2 separate regions of the Mus musculus genome follow, and region 1 is linked to region 2. The links are chromatin loops, found by intact Hi-C in ENCODE. Cell type or tissue: left cerebral cortex. All regions are shown on one strand. Each heading gives the region's core, and the rest is flanking DNA. Links, peaks and the distances in the headings are about the cores only. Region 1 holds the start of Frmpd1 (FERM and PDZ domain containing 1). Region 2 overlaps Frmpd1 (FERM and PDZ domain containing 1).

What was found. Hi-C counts contacts between places; a loop is a spot of excess contacts. Peaks named below come from ENCODE experiments on the same cell type or tissue, not always from the same donor. Only the 100,000 strongest peaks of a DNase experiment are listed, where the experiment ranks them.
Region 1: a loop joins it to region 2, with 2.1 times the contacts of the local background. A loop is called at or near these places in 5 of 42 quality-filtered maps.

What each region holds. Positions count from the first base shown.
Region 1 is chr4:45,179,940-45,189,035 of GRCm38, forward strand. Frmpd1 (FERM and PDZ domain containing 1) reads left to right here and starts at 4,967. Exons shown (of 16, transcript NM_001081172.2): 1 at 4,967-5,018. In left cerebral cortex, for the core only: a CTCF peak has its summit at 4,803; DNase peaks (open chromatin) are centred at 1,022, 1,717, 4,047, 4,707 and 1 more place; H3K4me3 peaks cover 2,317 bases; H3K27ac peaks cover 1,042 bases.
Region 2 is chr4:45,249,070-45,258,165 of GRCm38, forward strand. Frmpd1 (FERM and PDZ domain containing 1) reads left to right here. Exons shown (of 16, transcript NM_001081172.2): 5 at 105-150; 6 at 7,773-7,880. Among named protein-coding and RNA genes, the nearest start is that of Frmpd1os, 9.6 kb to the left of the region's middle. In left cerebral cortex, for the core only: no CTCF peak of the experiment used is centred there; DNase peaks (open chromatin) are centred at 4,023, 5,169 and 5,450.

The DNA of each region.
Region 1 (9,096 bases), core at 739-8,738, 69 kb before region 2:
TTTGCTTGTTGCGACATAATCTTGCTATGTAGCCCAGGCTGGCCTAGAACCGAGGATCCTGCTCCCTAAGCCTCGAGAGTGCAAATACAGCTGTGCTCTACTCTGACCCCTTGAGAGCCGGCTCTCTCTTTCTTCTAATGGTCTCCTGCAATACTCTTAATAGTTCATGGGTCTTAGTTCTTTGATGCAACGGCCTTTATTATGGTTCTTCATTAAGAAAAGTTTGAATAGTAGCCAAACTACAATATTCCTCATCAAGTGTGTCTCTATATTAAAATTATCCACTTCAAAGGGCTTAAGTACATGACGGGCACTCAGCAAGGCTGGAGGAGTGAATGAGTACCAGCTTGGAAACCCATTAAGGAAGCTCACTCTGCAGATCTGAAAGAGACCTAGAAGATCAGGGGACTCCATGTCTCTGTGCTGAGCCTCCAAGCATGAGTGGATGTATGCAAATAGAAGACCACTATGACACCTCTCTTTTGGTCCTACTTCAGGCCACTGTGGTTCCTTTCCACCTATCCTGCTTCTCATTATTTTGATGGGAAGGTATTTAACGTTGCCAGTACACTTGCATTCTGCCACACAAATTAAGCAAAACACTACTCCATACAGAATGGCGGGGTCGTGGGTTTATTTTTTTTTTAAACCCTATGAAATGCGGTCATTACGAAGAGTGCGCCTCATCCTAAATCTCTGCGACAGTAAAGCTGAAATGTGAAGCAGTAAACTGTTCTATTTTGGGAACAATAGATGTGCAGTCAGGAAGAGCTGGGCGTTCTAAGAAGGCAACTGTATAGAAATGCTCACTAGTAAGTCCACTCTTAGGAGTATTTGAATGCAAAGAAGATTAATAGAGATAAAGGGAAGGTATGGGAACTTAGCTGATGACAAATGGAACCCTCACCACCACAGAGAGAGCAAACTTTGAGTTGAAATGGTACTTAAAGGAAATAAATTAAAGCCTCAGATGTTTCAGTCAGGAAGTCTCATTAGGATGCAACACAGAGTCTCATTATGGGTTATTACATGGTGTCACTAAAAAAAGGCACGGCATCCGATAGGGGCAAGGCACAGGCAAATATCAGTCTTGCTGTCTCATTCTGGGAGATTACAGCATCATCCAATGCTGTCCTCGCATCAGAAATGACTCTTCTGGGTGACAGAGGAGGATGCTGGGAGGGATTGATACTGAAATGACAGCTGTTAGGGTCAAGCCTTGAGGACCGTGTATACCTATATGATATCTACATCTATATATGTGTATATGTGTGTGTATCTGTGTGTATGTATGCTTATAATATTTGCTGAGTTATTCATTCACTCAGACACACTTATGGCATACTGAAAACACAAAACCTAATTAGGCGTTACCTTTCTCAAGAGGTCCCCATAAGACAGACATGTTACCAAACCACACACACGTGACCAAGTTTGACGGACGTACAAGTGTACCAGATGTGCAGAGGGAGACTAGGGGGCTTGAGGAAAGCCTTAAGCTAAAGATGAAGAGTTTGTCTATCCAGTGGGGAACTAAGGAGGCCTCCTACAGGGAGGAAAGCTCTTGTGTAAAGTCTTTGGTTATGAGAAATTCTGAATCCTGTATGAATGTCAGAGCAGCTGCTTTAATCGTTAGTAAGGTACTTACTCATTGGACTAACAGATTCCTTCTCTGTAAACAGAGCAAGCCACACGGTTATAAGCGGTTAAAATTGACAGCACTGGCTAACAGGCTACCCCACCCCACCCCCGTCCCAAAGCTGAATTTAGATCACTGTGGGTTGTAAGCATTGCTGTTATGCTTCTTTTCTAGAGGAAGAAACTCAGAAGTGAGGTTCTAGAACTTTCTCCCAAATTATACAGGGTTAAAAAAGTAGCAGCATTGGGATTTAAACCCAGATACCTTGGCTCAAGTCTATATTAGCTTTCATTGCATGATATAGTCTAGGAGCATAGGTGTTTGGTGGTCAAGTGTGCAGTGAGTAGAAATGGGCCTGCAGCCATAGGAGAGCATAAATTGTCGGGTGTGGTGGTGCATACCTTTAATCCCAGCACTTGGGAGGCAGAGGCAGGTGGGTCTCTGAGTTCAAGGCCAACCTGGTCTACAAAGTGAGTTCCAGGACAGTCAAGACTATGTAGAGAGATGCCATAAGACTTAATCAGCAGGTGAATCCTCAGGAGACCTGACATGTGTTTAGAGACTGTAGCAGCACTGGAAGGAGGAAGGAGAAATTGATGAGACAAGAGGTATTACTATAGCCTTTGTGAGAAGCAGCGAGACTGAGCTGGAGAGAGCCAGCTCAGTGGCTAAGAGTATGTACTGCTCTTGCAGAGGACTGAGTTCAGTTCCCAGTACCCATGTCAGGTGACTTGAAATAGCCTGTTACTCCACCTCCAGGGATCTGATGCTTCTGGGCTCCATAGGCCTCTGCATGTTCATGCATGGGCATGCACACACAGACACACACACACGCACTCACTCACAAATAATCATTAAAATTAGGCTATCAACTGAGTGTAAGGGATGGTAAGGAGACAGTGTGGACTGGATTTAGTGACCACTACGTATGAGGTACAGGAAGAGTAAGATGACTATTTGGTTTCCTGGTTTGATGCCTCTAGGAAGATGGTACCACCATAAGTAGAGACGGAGAAACATAATTTAGGGGAAAGATGTGAGTTTGAGCCTGGGGCCCTGGAGGACCATTTGGGAGTTCAGCAGGTGTTTGTGTGTCCGGGTTTGGAGCACAGAAGAACCACCTGACTTGAGTCACACAGCCCATAGGAGTCAGACGCAGAAAGACAAATAATGCCTTCTCTTATGTAAAAGGTAGATTCCATACTTGTGTGTAAAAAGTGTACACTTAGCCGGGCATGGTGGCACATGCCTTTAATCCCAGCACTCGGGAGGCAGAGGCAGGCGGATTTCTGAGTTCGAGGCCAACCTGGTCTCCAAAGTGAGTTCCAGGACAGACAGAGCTATACAGAGAAACCCTGTACACTTGAGAATTCAAGATGAAGAGAAAAAGAACAGACCTGGAAGGAGATCGGGATAGTGATGGCTAGTGAATATGGTCAGAGGGTACGATGATGTCCTTGATGGCATCTATGAAGCCTGGCACACTGAATACATTCTAATAAAATTAAGGAAAAGAATTGTTCCACAAGGGTGAAAGGAGGAAAACAGCCTTAAGGCAAAGAGTGCCTGGCACTGTGGGACCCACCAGAACGGCAGATGTAGGGAGAAACAGTGCAGCAGGCTGTCAGGGATGAGCGTGCAGGGGGGCATCCCACGCAGAGCAGAGCCTCTGAAGCCAATGACGGCCCTGTGTGAAACATTATCGACCCAGGCAGCTAGGAAACTGTGAGGGACAGGATCTGACCTGATGGGAAATTTTTGTTCTTGCTGACAACAGGGCTGGGTTCTTATTTTCCTGTGTGACAAGTGCCCCATTGGTGTTTAATCTGGATTGTGCACATAATCTCCATCCACGGTACAGTCTTTCAGTTTACTGTAAATCGTCAGTTCATAAGCTATTGCGAAATATATTTAATTTTCTTAAAGCTGACTTTATACCCACCATGCTTCTGTATCTTCCGTTTCTTCCCACTTCCCCCAGTGGTGCTAACCCTGGGTCCTACTACTGGAGGCTAGGGACCTGGTGGGTGCTGGAGTTTCTGTCTTCATCAGGCCAAGGGCTGACCTGTTGCTTTGCCCACTTGTCACTGGATTAAGGATCTTGTCTGTGCTCATTTGATTCCCAGAGTGGTCTAATTTGATAATCTGGTGGCAACAAGATTGCCACCTTCTATCCTTAAAACTCCTCCTCCCATGATAGCTAAGGATAGCACGGAATACTGACCAGGAACTGCCTCCTCTAACTCTTCAATTCTGCTCCCTTTCTGCTCCTGTTTCAGTGAAAGCTGCGATATCCTGAGAGCTTTGTTCTGGTCCTCTGGAATGCTTTCCCACACTCTAGTTGGCCAACTCCAGTTGTTGTTCAGAGGCACCCCCTTCAGTAGGCGGGATGGTGCTACGGGCACCGGATCAGCACTTTATTCAATCGGCTAGACTGTACTAGGAAACAGTACCAGGTTTTTCTGGAGGCCACTTCTCCAGTGTCTAGCACAGCGTAAGCCTGGGGGTGTAGCTATTCCATCTTAAGAGACTTGCATGGGGAAAGAGGTGGTAGAATTGTAACATGGGAACTGGGTTACTCGGCTTGGGGGGTGGGGGCGGGGATCAGAAGGGGCATGGGTGCAGAGCCCCAGGGTATCTCAGTAGTTTAAGGCTTCTAGATCTTCCGAGCCCCCTCCCCCAGAACAGAAGGATTGGGGGACTATGACTTCTCAGGGCAGAGACGGGGTAGTGGTCAACAGTGCCTAAAGTGAGCCCACTCTCTTCCACTGCCCTCAGCAGGAGAGACTGGGGAGGCAAGGACTGGGAGACAAGGGAAGTATAAAGATCCTCTGTGTTCCCCAGGGTCTCCTACCGCGGGGTAAGAAAGCTGGGAAGCCAGAGCTTAGAAGGGGGGTCATTCCGAGTTCCAGCTTAGGCTGCTGGCCTGGGTGACCTTGGGGTGTCCCTTTCCCCTCCCAGCCTCAGTGTTCCCGTGGGGACGCTGCGTATCCCCCGGCGGGTGAGTTGGGGAAGGCCAGCCGAGGCAGGGCCTGGGTGGGAGCAGGACCGCCCACTGCGACGGCCCAGGACCTCAGGAGCCCGCGTGGGCGGTGCGTGGGGCTCCTCCCCCGGGGCGGGGGTCGCGGCGCCGGCAGCTGGTGGCCCCGCAGCTGCAGCCTCAGCACCTGCCGCCGCCAGACGGCGCGGGCGCAGCCGGGCCCGGCCTCTCCCCCCTCGGGCTGCAGCCGCGGCGCGGGAGGCGGAGCCGGAGCCGAGCCGGAGCCCAAGCCGAGCCGCTGCCCGAGCCCGGCCGGCTACCGTGGCCGCCGCTGGGCGGGGCGCCCCAGCTACTGCTCCCGCCGGCTCCGCGTGCACGCGGGCGGCGCCTCCTCCTCAGGTAAGGGCGAGGCCCCCCGCGCCGCCGCAAAGTTTTGGGGATACCTGGATCCCCACAGCCCAGGCCTGCGTCTCTGGGAGCTGCTCCTTGGCTTCTTCCGCGCCGCCCTCCACGCTGCGCTCCCGGGTGACCCGCTCCACTCCTCGTGTCCCCTCTCCCGGCGTCCGTGGCGTGGCCGCCAGCTTGCTTGGGACCTGCAACGGTTAACTCTGTGCATGGGATCCGTGTGCCTTAAGTTTCCGAGGTCTGCACGGTGTAGTTGTGGGAGGAGCGACCAGCCGCGAGGCAGCCCTGGGTTCAGGTGCGGCCGCAGCCAGCGCCAACTTTCTGAGTGACCTCAGATGAGCCCTGCCTGTCCGGTCTCCACTGCCATACCTGCACCAGAGTGGGTTGAGCTGTTCGCCCGGACGATCGGCTGAAGCGTCACGCTTGTATTGCTCTGTTTTGAGTGGGGGGGGGGGTGCCCGAGAGTGTGTCAGCTCCAGAGCTCATGGGGAGTGGAGAGGAATGTTGAAGACCTACAGAAGTCTGTATTGGTGGGGAGGGACAGGTCGCGTCCCTAACCCGCAGCAGCCTTGACTGAGCTTAAGGATGGGTGTGGCAATGGCCTCTGGAAATGGAGTAGCTGCAAGGGCTAGGTGTCCCAGAGCCATCCTGGCTGTGTGACCTTGGGCAAGTCCACATTTTGAGGCTGGTTTTGGTGCCTCTAAGGTAGGGTGAAAGTAGTGAGATGTTCTTTGAGGTCAGTTACTATAAAACTCTACAGAAGGGGAGTCTCTGAGCTCTGGTTTGCAGGGTCAGTTTGGGTGGAGCCATTAATCCATCAAGAATCTATCCAGCACTTACAAATTGGTGTTTGGAAAAAATAAAGGAAGCATTTGGGGTTTGCTCTAGGAGTCTCAAAATAGACATGGCAAGGGTTGGTGAGAGCGCGCCTTGCTTACTCCGGTGCATTGGCCGTCATAAAATATTCAACGACATAATGATTTGTTTTCAAAGTGGCTTATAGATCAGGAAATGTTTCTGTTTGTGAGGTGGTTATTTATTTATTTATTATTTTTTTGCCAAAACCTCTCAAAATTGAGGGGGGAAGATAATGCCCTGTTGTAGGGCCCTGAAGGAGGCTAGTGGATGCTTAATTCCAGTCTAAGGGGAGGCTGAGATGTTTTACAGTTCTGGTTATGGAGACTCGCTCTAAATCAGGAGTCCTCCGGTGGGTGTTGCGTGTCCATGTCCATGGGGCTGCAGAGGCCCACAGTTCAGAAAAGACGTGTCTTGACTTCCGGGATAGGTGAATTCTGGTGTAGCCGGAGCGAAGTTGAGAACGAGATACCTGAGCGTGTGTGATAGAAGGTGAGATTTGTCCCACTGCCCAGTATCTTGTGCTGCAATTAGTGCGCCCCAGTGAGAAACATCTCGTGGAAGCAGTTTTGTTTGATTTCCTTCCTAGACATGCTGGTTTTCGGTTTCAGGCTTTCGGAAGTCAGAAGTCTGGGGAGAGGGAGTTTTGTGACAGGGTGGGGTTGTGATACCTGCGTTTGCCTTTCCCAAGTGCCACTTGGAATTGGAGGCTCACTTGGCCCTGCCCCCAGAGGCATTCAAACACAAGCGTGACTCTCTTCATCATCTAGTGCTTGGTTCTCATGGAAAGAGATGAGGAAAACTACTGACAGGGTTCTCTGCTGCGTGGGCTAAGGGTCTCAGGAGGAGTAGAGACTTAGACCATGGGGCTTCTGGTCATCCCTTGGGGCTTGTGCAAACTGTGAATTCCAGCTGGAGAATTGGAGGAGCTGCCCCCCAGGAAGGTAGAAGGAAGGCAAGGGTCTCAGCAGGGAGGTCATTTTCATGGAAAGGAACTGGATGACCACTGGCTAGTAAAGTTCAGGTCAGCAAGGAGCATGGAATCCAGTGGAAGTGCAGAGCAGGCAGAGCCCTCTGAGAGCAGAAGATAGGCAGAAGTGCCTTGGTCTCCGCTTGGGATTTGGGTCCTCTGAGTTTCACTCTTCTCATTTATCAAAGGAAATTAAAGATAATTGTCAATGCACAAGATAGATCATAGGTAGAAGCGTCTATCATGGTGTTTGTATATAATAGGCATTTGGTCAGAATTGGATCCCTCTGTAGTGTGTTCATGGGCAGCGAGTTCGGTGTGTTGCTGTGCACTCGTGGAATATAAAAATGGTGTCTTTGTCTTAGTTTCTGCCTTGACTTAGAACCTTCCTACCAGGGCTGTGACAGCATGTTCATTCTCAGGGAACCTCCTGGTCCCAGAGATGGGCACTTGTTATCTGGAGGGGGCTCCAATCTGATACGGACATGAACAGCTTCCAGTGTCCTGTAAATACTAAACGTGGTGGAGGTTGCAGATGGGTTAAATCAGAAGCCTCGATCCCTGCCTCCCACAAGCTTATCACTGTGTGCTCAAGGACCCAGGCAGAAGGATTTGACAGCCAGTTATAAACATGTCAACTTTGTCCGTATACACTGGGAACTGGGCCGTGGCTCCCTTCTGCTTTTGTGTAGGATGCTGAACGTTCACAGTGGTCAGAGAAGAACAGGACAAACAGTGAGAAATAGCACTCACCACTTTATGTCTCTGCTTAGCACAACACAGCCTCTGTGCACTCCCTCCCTGTGCACTCAGCAGTTATTCACAGGATGGCTACCGGGAGCCAGAGGGTTATTCTAGGAATACAAAAGGCAAGATCTCTGTCTTGTTGAGGTTTATATTCTGGCTAGAGAAACAGACGAAAACAACTAAATACATAAATAAGGCAATTGCAGGTTATGCTGGGAAGGAGATACTCGGGGCTAAGAGAACGTGTATAAGAGAACGTGATGAAGTGTGGGGACATTAGGGATACTTGTCTAGGTCCCCAAAGGATCTTGGGAAGGGGCTGTGTTGAAGCTTCCTGGAAGAGAGTACAGATTTGGGCCATACTGCCTAGATTAGCATATTAGCCCTTATCCTCTATGTATTCTTCCTTTAGGTTATCTAGTACTTTAAAAAAGAGTGTGTGTGTGTGTGTGTGTGTAGCATGCATGCATGTGCACATGTGCCACAGTGCATATATGGAGGTCAGAGGACAAGACAACTTGTGAGAGTTAGTTTTCTCCTTCCATTGTGTGGATTCTGGGACTTGAACTCAGGCTGTAGGACTTGGTAGCAAGGAGCATTTTTAGTCTGGCCCATCTCAACAGCTCCAGGTTATTTGATCTTCTGGGGAATTCTTTATTTGCTTACTAGAGGATTATAAGGTTGTTGTGAGAGTTAGATGTTGATACATATAAGGTACATAGAAGAGGGGGCTGGGAAGGTGGCTCCATAGGTAAAGCCACATGCTGCCAAGTCTGATGACCTGAGTTCAGTTCCCGGGGTCCACGTGGTAGGAAAAGAGAACCGGTTCCCAAAAGTTGTCTCTGACTGTCATGTGCATGCCACGATGCATTCACACACGTGTGTCCATGTGATGTGTGCATGCATACACACGCATGTGCACAGAGCACTTGCACACAGGCAAGTAGAATAAATTATGTATGTATTGGATTTATTTTATGTGTATGAGCATTTTGCTTGCATGTCTGTCTGTCTGTCTGTGTATCATGTGTGTGCCTGGTGGCCTCAGAGGTCAGAAGAGGGCATCGGGTCCCCCTGGAACTGGAGTTATGGATGGCTGTGAGCCTCCATGTGGATTCTGAGATTTGAACTCGGGTTCTCTGCAAGAGTAGCAGGTGCTCTTAACCGCTGAGCCATCTCCATACGCCCTAATTTGAAAAACAACAAACAAACAAAAGAGTGCTCAGTCTGAGAATCCTGTATTGATAAACTCCAAATAAAAGATGCTAAGGAGTATCCCAGGTAGAAGGAACAGCAAGTCCCGAGGCCTGAGGGTCTCGATGTGTTCAGGACTGAGGGGGCCTGCCTACACAGATGCCAGTCCCTCAGTACTTACTGGACACATTCTGGCTTAAGCTCTCCGTATCTGCAGCAGAGAACCACGGAGAACCAGGAGTTTGGAGAGGGATCAGCAGGTTGTAGCACTCGCTCGAAGCTGCTGCTGCTGTGCTTGGGGAATGG
Region 2 (9,096 bases), core at 624-8,623:
CAGACACACAGGGAGACAGACAGCACAGATGCGTGTACACACACACACACATACACACACACAAATGACTGAAACCTTTTCTTTTATCCTTTTCTGTTTTTCAGGGAAACTGAAGATGCTCTTTCAATTACAGTTGTCCGCTGCACATCGGTAAACCTCTCTTTTTGTTCTATATGTTAGTTTCACTCTCCCTGATCCAAAGACACTAATGCTCTTGGACGATATCCCGTAGTCAGTAGGGCAGAGGTCAGAGGGTGGCAGTTGCCAGGCAGTGGATGGCTAGTCAGCCAACATGGCTTGAAGCCCTCCTGGACATAGGTGCTGTGGAGGAAACAGATATGGTCCAGGCCTTAGGGACCTGCTGCTCAGGGGAGGAGACCATCTGTGATGCACAGTGTGCTAATGGAGGGACGTCAAACTGGAAGCTCCAAGACAGGCTTGGGGGAACGACTTTGGACAAGTCTCTTCTTCAAGTTTTCACTGGTGACAGTAACTGCCTTGTCTGTCTGACGGATCATCCAAAGCACCAAATGAGGTGCCGGGAGTGACAGTTTTATCATCTGAGGCCAACCAGGAGGCAGGATGTAAGTGTGATGACCTCAACACAGGATAGCTCGTGGGATCAAGTTGTAAGAGCAAACTGACCAAGGAGGAGATGTTGACCAAAAAATTCTCATTTTAAGAATTTGACTAAACAATAGATCAAAAAAGGAAGTGGGAATAACATACAGAATTTTTTTTTTTTTTTGAGACAGAGTTTCTCTGTATAGCCTTGGCTGTCCTGGAACTCACTTTGTAGACCAGGCTGGCCTCGAACTCAGAGATCCACCTGCCTCTGCCTCCCGAGTGCTGGGATTAAAGGCATGCGCCACCACGCCCGGCTAACATACAGAATTTTAATAATGTATTTAATAACCTAACCTGATTGACCACCTACTAGATTACCAAGGAAGTGCAGCAAATAATTTTTAAATTAAAAAAAAAAAAGCATATAGGTTTAGGTGTGGTGGCTTACACTTAAAATCCCAGCTCCCAGGAAGCTGAGATTTGATCTCAGGAGGATCAAATGTTTGAGGCCAACCTGGGCTACAGAGCAAGCCCAAGGCTACCTTAGACTTTATATGAGATCCTATTAAAAAATACACAAAGAAAAATAAATGAATAAAGCTATAAAGATTTCCTTTCCTGAATATAATTTTAAATAAAAACTGAGCTGTGTGTGAGGGCACAGGCATTTAATCCCAGTACTTGAAAGGACAGGAAGGAGATCCTGGTCTACATTGTAGGTTCTAGGATAGTCAGGGCCACATGGGAACAACAACAAGAGCAACAAAATTACTTTGTGTTGAAGCTGTGATCAGAGTAAAATTGATAATCTTAACTGTTTCTACTAGTTAAAAAGGAAATCAATTAAGTATTTGGTGAAAAGTTAGAAAAAAATAGAACCAAGAAGATGGGGATGCATGGAATTGTCAGGCAGGGGCAGAAGTTCAAGGCTAGCCTCAGCTACTTAGCCAGATGAAGGCCAGCCTGGGCTATATGAGATCCTGTCTCAATAAACTAAAACAATCAACAAAAATGATTAAAGAGAATAATAAGAATCAAACTTTCCCTTTTATATATAGTGAATTCTGCCTCAGGCTCCCGGGAGCCGGTACTGTAGTTATGTATGTAAGACCTCAACTGTTTTAAGTAGTTGGAACACAGGCATGCTTATGCCTACCATACTCTGTTATAGAGTAGGTATTGGTGCATGCCCGATGGCCCGAGTGCAGTGCCTGGGACCTCGATAGTGAAAAGAAAGAACCAGTTCCTCCATGGTGTCTTCTGACTGCCATGTGGGCCTAGTAACATGTGACTGTCACTGCACACACACATACACAGGCACATATGCACACATGAGTGCACACAAAATAATGTAATTAAAAAATTATTTTTAGTACTCTCATTCCATTCATTTACATCTCAAATGATATCCCATTTCCTGGTTACCCCTCCACCACCCTCCCCTCCCCTTTGCCTGTTTGAAATAAGATACAAACAATACGGATGACTGACTATTGGCTATTGGAGGTTTCCTGTGCACACAGCCATAGGAAGGAGGACAGAGGAAGAAATGGCCCTTTAGTCGCATGAAAACATAACATTTCTGTGGTCCCAACACTCCGTAAACAAAGAAATAGTCTTTTCTCCCCATTCAACAAGTGTTTTATTTTTACTTCTTGGGAACAGTAGGGGAGAAAGTCACCCAATTAGAATTAAAATGTTTGCTATAAATATGTCGGGCTGAGTGTTCTATGCAGGCTGCGTGGAGGCTTTTTTATTCCTGCCAAAGTCTGTCTATGAAATAATGTGAACCCGATATAAAGATGGAGAGGGCTAATCAGTGTAATAACAGTGCAGGTGGTAAGCCTTTCTTTTTATTTAGCTTATTATCATCTCAATGGGAAACATCTTAATCTTAATTAGGTGGGGGTTTCCCCCGCAGCAGTTCCACGAAATGGACAAAATACAGCACTTGGTTCTGTCAGGCAGAAAGTGGCACGTAGCCGTGCGGCTTACAAATTGGAAAGTAGGGGAGGAAAAATTGTCTGTATTCCCATACCAAGCTTTCCCAGCAGAAACGTGAGCACCACACCCAGGAGGACCCACAGGGGAGCCCACCCGGACCCCTGAGAAATGCCCTGACCATAGGCTGGGCCTCTTCCAGAAGTGTCCCAAACCATTTTACAGACATGGCAGCGTGAAAAATGACCAAGCTGTGTGTACCAAGCAAGATTGATGTTGCTGCAGTTATGGGAGATTCTTAGAATATAATTGAGACAGATTGGGAATTATAAAATCCGAAGCTTAGACATTCATGACTATTTCTCTAGAATGCAGGTTTTATGGAAAAATACATTCTGGCTTAAAGTTCGCATTAAAAAATTGATATTGTTCTTAAATTTCATGTGCATGTATGCATCTGTGCGTGGGTTTGTACACCTGGGTGCAGGGCCCAGGGGAGCTGGAGGAAGGCACCGGGCTCTTGGGAGGCACAGGCAACTGAGCTACCCGAGGTGGGTGCCGGGACTCGAGCTCAGGTTCTCTGGAAATGTAGCATGGATTGTTCGTTGTTGTTGTTTATCTGAGACAAAGTCCCACCATGTAGCCATGGCTGTCCTGGAACTCACTGTGTAGACCAGGCTGGCCTCAAAGTCAGAGAAATCCTCCTGCCTCTCTGCCTTCTGAGCACTGAGGGATTAAAGATGTGTAACACTGAGACCCCAGGGCAGCACAGACTCTTAACCACTGAGCCATCGCCTCAGCCCCAAGTCTGCATTTTTTGTATCTATTACATTAATTATTTTAATATTATAGTGACAATTAATATGTTGCATAATTTTCACCAGGAGGAAATCACACAGAGTAGAAAAGACTCATTCACCATTCCCACCTTTGCAGGTCACGGATGCTGTGGCCACACGGCGCACTGTGTGGCACCGGGTTCAGGGGGATGGGCTTATTCCCGAGGGATCAGACTCCTGAGCCCACACTTTCTGAGATGATGCTGTTTGACCTTCAGGCACCCCACCGTTTTCATGAAGTGACACTGAGTCACCCTTGGCAAGGGCACTGCAGAAATATGAAATAACTTTTCAACTAGCCATTTTTTTTTTAAAGATTCTTTTCCTAAAGGGGATGTCCCCTTTGGAGTTCTTCGTTTCATTAATACGAGAGTTTAAGAATGGACTCCGTTGGAAGCCCAAGGACAGTTTTATTAGAGTTTAAAAGCAGAGCCCTGGGGCAAGCAGGCTCTAAAGTTCAGCCTGTCTAAGAGAAGGGTAAGGAGGAGAGAAAGGGACACCGTGCCACCCAAGCCCGCGTGGAACTCACATGCAAGGCAGGCAGCCAGTGCCGGGGCAGGGCGGGAGACTTTCGAGAAAGAGTAAGAGAACCAGGGAAGGCCGAGGTGTTAAAGAAGCCTGCTTAGAAAAGGGGGAAAGAAAACATCATGTTCTTTATAATTCAGAAAAGTGGGCAGATCTCCAACCTCACAAGGTTGCCTCCAGTGAGCTGTCGCACTAGGGGCGGGGATTCTGGGAGGGAAAAAGAACTGTATCTCATTAAAGAGCTAATTATTCCACCTACCTCATTAGTGTGGCTTGGGGCAAGCCCCCTAACCTCCCCACCCCCTACTTTCCTGGGTGTCTCTTAGCCAGACAGATTGAACCACCAGCTCAACTGGAACTTAGCGGTCCACCCAGGCCAGAGATTCCATTCTCTTGACCAGCAACATTTTTTACCCTAATATTTCCAAGTGCTAACTCTGCAGCAAAAACACACATTTTTTTTTTTATCAGTAAACCCAGGAAGGGCTCAGAAGTCCTAGGAAAAAGAGTAGTTCATATCCTCCAAATGATTCCTTTAAAAAAAAATCAGTGCACTTGCGGAAGTAGTTTGTAGCATGTCACAAATCCAGGAGATCCTGGCTTGCAGCATGTTACAGATGCTGGGCTGCCTGGTTTGCAGTGCTAATGTGCAGATGTGAAAGCAAAGAGGCTGCCGTGGGGCCCATGAGTTGGGCTTTTCCATGACAGATGATGGAGTGTTCGTTCTCAAAGCAGCCAGTTCCATGGTTCCAAAGGTGACAGATCCTATTTCCTTATAACTCTCAGTGACTGTCCTAGTTCATAATGGCCTCCCTTGTCTGAGATAGCTACTCTGAGATCTGACAGCATGGCTCTCCCAACTTCCAGCTGAAGTTATTCCTCATACTTCCCACTCTGCCAATGGGTTTCTGGATGGACTATAATTTCGGTGACCCTTGCAAATGGTGGCACCCAGAAAGGTCCACACTTCCACCCAAAGAGTGCCCCGGGAATGAAGGGTTGCTTCTGGTGTGCACCAGAAATGCTGGTGGAGCTCAGGGTTGGATTCCCACTTGGCAAGGCCAGTCACACTGTTGGCTTGGGTGATACTTGTGGTCAGTGAAATACTGAGCCGGTTTTCAAATGAATAGCTTCCAGGCTGAGTCCCCCATCCCTTGCTTGGCCAATTGATTTTTTTTTTTTTTTTAAATCCTCAGAGTCACTCTTCCTATTAATCCATGTCAGGTCATGTAGCTTGGCCCGGTGTTTTGGCCTGCTGTGCTTTTATAGTCCTGAGGCTGAAAGGCGTATTTGTATAGATGCCAGCTATCATCAGCCTCCTTTCTTGTCAAGGAGCCTCCTCTTCTCAGAGCTCCTTCCTTTCTAGTTCTCAGCCAGCTAATTTTCTTTAACGTTTCAGCTCTCAGCCGAACGCTCAGGGGATTGCCCTCCCTAGCATGAGAAACAGGGATGGGTTGCTGGAAATGCCTGCTCTCTGTGTCTCTCTTCTGCTCTGCCCTTGGTTGCTCTATCCTCTGAGTGACTGGTTGCCTATTGCTGTGAACACTCTCTCACTCTCCACTCTGTCGCTGTGCTGTGTTGACAGCCCCGCCCCCTGTGCTCTCTTAGACTTGCTCTTGGTTTTCCCAGCCTCTGACTCAGAGCTTCTGATTCGCAAGGATCTTGTTCAATATCTGTTGCTTGGCACCTGATGGCCTCTTACAGTTCTGCCTATAAATTTCTTCCTCTGCCTTCATCTCAGGCATTGCTAGATATCAACCATAAGGGTTCAGCCAGAGGGAGCTTAAGCTACTTAACTCAGTGGCAACTCCCTTGTCTTAACAGGAATGAGGCCCTGGGTTTGATCCCTCGCACAGGAAAGGACAGGAAAAGAAAAAGAGAAAAGAAACCAGAACTATTTTGAGTGCAGATTAAACCATTGCTGAATCCACCTACTGGCTCTGCATGCAGCTTTCTCCGCAGGGGGATTGTGGGAGAGATTATTAAATTCTTTGCAAGAAGGAAGGAATTCTGACATGTCCACAGGACCCTGGTCTGTCTCTGGAATTCTGTCTTCAAAAGAAAACTGAACTTGCTCGGCTCTGACTTGTCCTTGCTGACTCCTTAGTCATCAGTGATCGATGTTGGAAGCTCCCTGCTCATCTCTATACCAAGAGTTAACAACAGGCTTTCTTCCAGTGTGTGTGTGGTTTTTTTTTTTTTTTTTTTTTTTTGAATCGTTCATGTTTGTTGTGGGGAACTTGATGTTGGCTGTCTGTAAGTGTGTCTTCCCTTCTCTGATCTTGGGCAGTGCCAACTGTGCCATATTCCAGTTCCGCAAGCCCCTAGATTCACCTGGATCGGAGCCTTGAGCTCATAACTTCGGATTTCAACTCCTTCTTTTCCTAGTTCACTTATTCTTTCAGATTGGAAAACCCAGAGTGTCTGCATGGGAACAGAGCTGTGCTTCCCTCTCATGCTCAAGTCTTGGTAATTCTCATGGCCTGAAAGTGAGCTATGTCTCTGAGTTGGCAAATCACAGTTGTATGCCCAGTCGTGCCAAGTAACGCCACAGTTTCTTCTTATTAAAATGTCAGGGCCATTGTTCATTTTATGGACGTCATGCATTGCATTGGTGTGTTGATATCTAAGTCCATGAACTTGGCTTCCAGAAAGTTCCCCAATGCTGTTACAGATCTCTTCCCTCAGCTATATAGAACATGGCTCGGAGCACCATCTTGGGACTCTTATACATACAGACATCCTAAAGGCTGGCCTAAAAGCCTGGCTGGAGTGGTGAAGGGAATGTGGGATGCTGGCCAGGAAATAGTCTGTTGGGCAGGAAGACCATGCCCTGCTGGTCTCGTTCGTATAAGACATTGCTCAAATGTCACAGTTCGACCTGAAGCCATCCATAATGGTTTACTATCTAATCATACCAGCTAATATGAGTCTTTTTACTTCTGGAGAAAGAGAATACCAGAAGACAACAGTCAAGAGAGGCCAGTCACAATTCACACAGACCAAAGTTTCTGGGAGTGCTGTCTAGCTCCTAGTGTATGGATGAAAACCCTGAAATTCAGAGAAGCTGAAAGACAGCCAAAGTTATGCAGTTTAGGGAGGAATTTTGTTTTGTTTTGTTTCTGGGGGCTGATGAGGGACAGGTGGGTGAGGTTGGTTGATTCTTTGTTTTTCTCCAGTTAGGATTTCTCTGTGTAGCCCTGGCTGTCCTGGAACTCACTCTGTAGACCAGGTTGGCTTCAAACTCAGAGATTTGCCTGCCTCTACCTTCCGAGGGCTGAGATTAAAGGTGTGCACACCACTGCCTGGCTGATCATATAGTGATTTTAAAGTTTATTTATGTGTATGTGTCTGTCTGTGTGTTTCTGTCGTGTCGTGTGTGTGTGTGTGTGTGTGTGTGTGTGTGTGTGTGTGTGTGTTTAAGTACAGGTACATGCACAAAGACCAAAAGGGCTTGGGATTAGGCTTTGATACCCAGAAGCTAGGACCTGAAGTCCTAATACATGCATGTGTGCATGCACCCATGGGTACACACACACACACACACACACACACATGCTTCCATTCATAGGAATTTGTGTTGGACATTTTCACAACTTGTGAAGTAGAACTTGGGACTTAGGTTTCCTCTCCAGCCCTCTTTGTCTCACTTTGTCACCATTGGTTCACTACAGATTGGAATTTCCAAACGGAAAGACACAAGAACATTGTCTAGTGGACTCCTTAGATCCTAGGAAAAGAAATCTTTAAATAGAGTGCCCTCCTTCTGTGTGCACTTTACTGAGTCCATAGCAACCGTGAGTGTGTGTGTGTGTGTGTGTGTGTGTGTGTGTGTAAGAAGTAAAAAGATGTAGATGCTTTTATGAAAGTACTGTTCCAAAGTACGCTACTATTTTTCAGGGAGTCCCCAAGTCATCCTTCTTGACTGAGGAGAAGCGGGCCCGGCTGAAGAGCAACCCCGTGAAGGTGCACTTTGCTGAGGAAGTACTGGTCAGTGGGCACAGTCAGGTGCGTCTGAAGCTAGAGATGGCGGTTCTTGCTGAAGTGGGCAAGCTGTCTTCTAGTGTGTACCTCACCACAACTCTGGAATCTTCAGAAAGGATGTAGTGGGAGTGACAGACATTTGCTGGAGGCTTAGTGTGCTTCTCTGGAGGACAAGGGAAGCTGGGGGAGCCCCGGCCCAAGGCTGGGTGAGGAACAAGTCCTAAATGTGGCTGCCTGCTACACACCAACTCCCCGCGCCTGCTGTGATAGGCCTGGAGATTCCAGTACTTATTATGAATGGGTTTACTAGTCCCTTGAAAGGAAATAGTAATATGTTGCTAAACAATGGTGGTAGTAGCTGGGATTTCTTTCTTTTTTTTTTTTTTTAATTTAACGTCGGCTGATAAGAGTCCACCATCTTACTGAACCTCTGTTACCCACTTTAAACCTTGTCTGTGCCTGGTCCTTCTGTCCTGCAGAGGAATTGTAGCACAAGAAGAAACAGAGGCTTAGAGAGAGTAAGAGAAGTAACTGCTAAAGCACACAGCAAGAAGAGGCAGGAGCCTGGGTCTCTGTGACACCACTTCTTTTGTTTTTCCTGGTTATGCTCTCTACTCATTTTTGATACAGAAAGACCCAGGGTTGATGGGAGAAGGCGGGGATGCTGTGAAAAGACATGTTTGTTAAGGGGAATCTGAGCCTTCAGATGGATTGCTTTAAGGGTTATTTTTATCTTTTATTTATGTGTGTGTGTGAGAGAGAGAGAGAGAGAGAGAGAGGGAGAGAGAGAGGGGGAGGGAGAGAGAGAGAAGCTGAGGGGGGGGAGGAAGAAGAAGAAGGAGGAGGGGGAGGGAGGGGGAGGGGAGGGGGAGGGGGAGAGGGGGAGGGAAGTCAGAAGAGAGCACTGGATCCCCTGAAGCTGGAGTTAACAGTTAGAAGCACCCTGTGGATACAGAGAATTGAACTCAGAGCAACAAGTGTTCTTTTTTTTTTCTTTTTCTTTTCTTTTCTTTTTTTTTTTTTTTTTTTCCAGACAGGGTTTCTCTGTGTAGCCCTGGCTGTCCTGGAACTCACTCTGTAGACCAGGCTGGCCTCGAACTCAGAAATCTGCCTGCCTCTGCCTCCCAAGTGCTGGGATTAAAGGCGTGTGCCACCACTGCCCGGCACAACAAGCGTTCTTAACCACAGAGCCATTTCCTATCTTGAGACTGATGTTTTAAATAAGGATTTGTTGATAAGA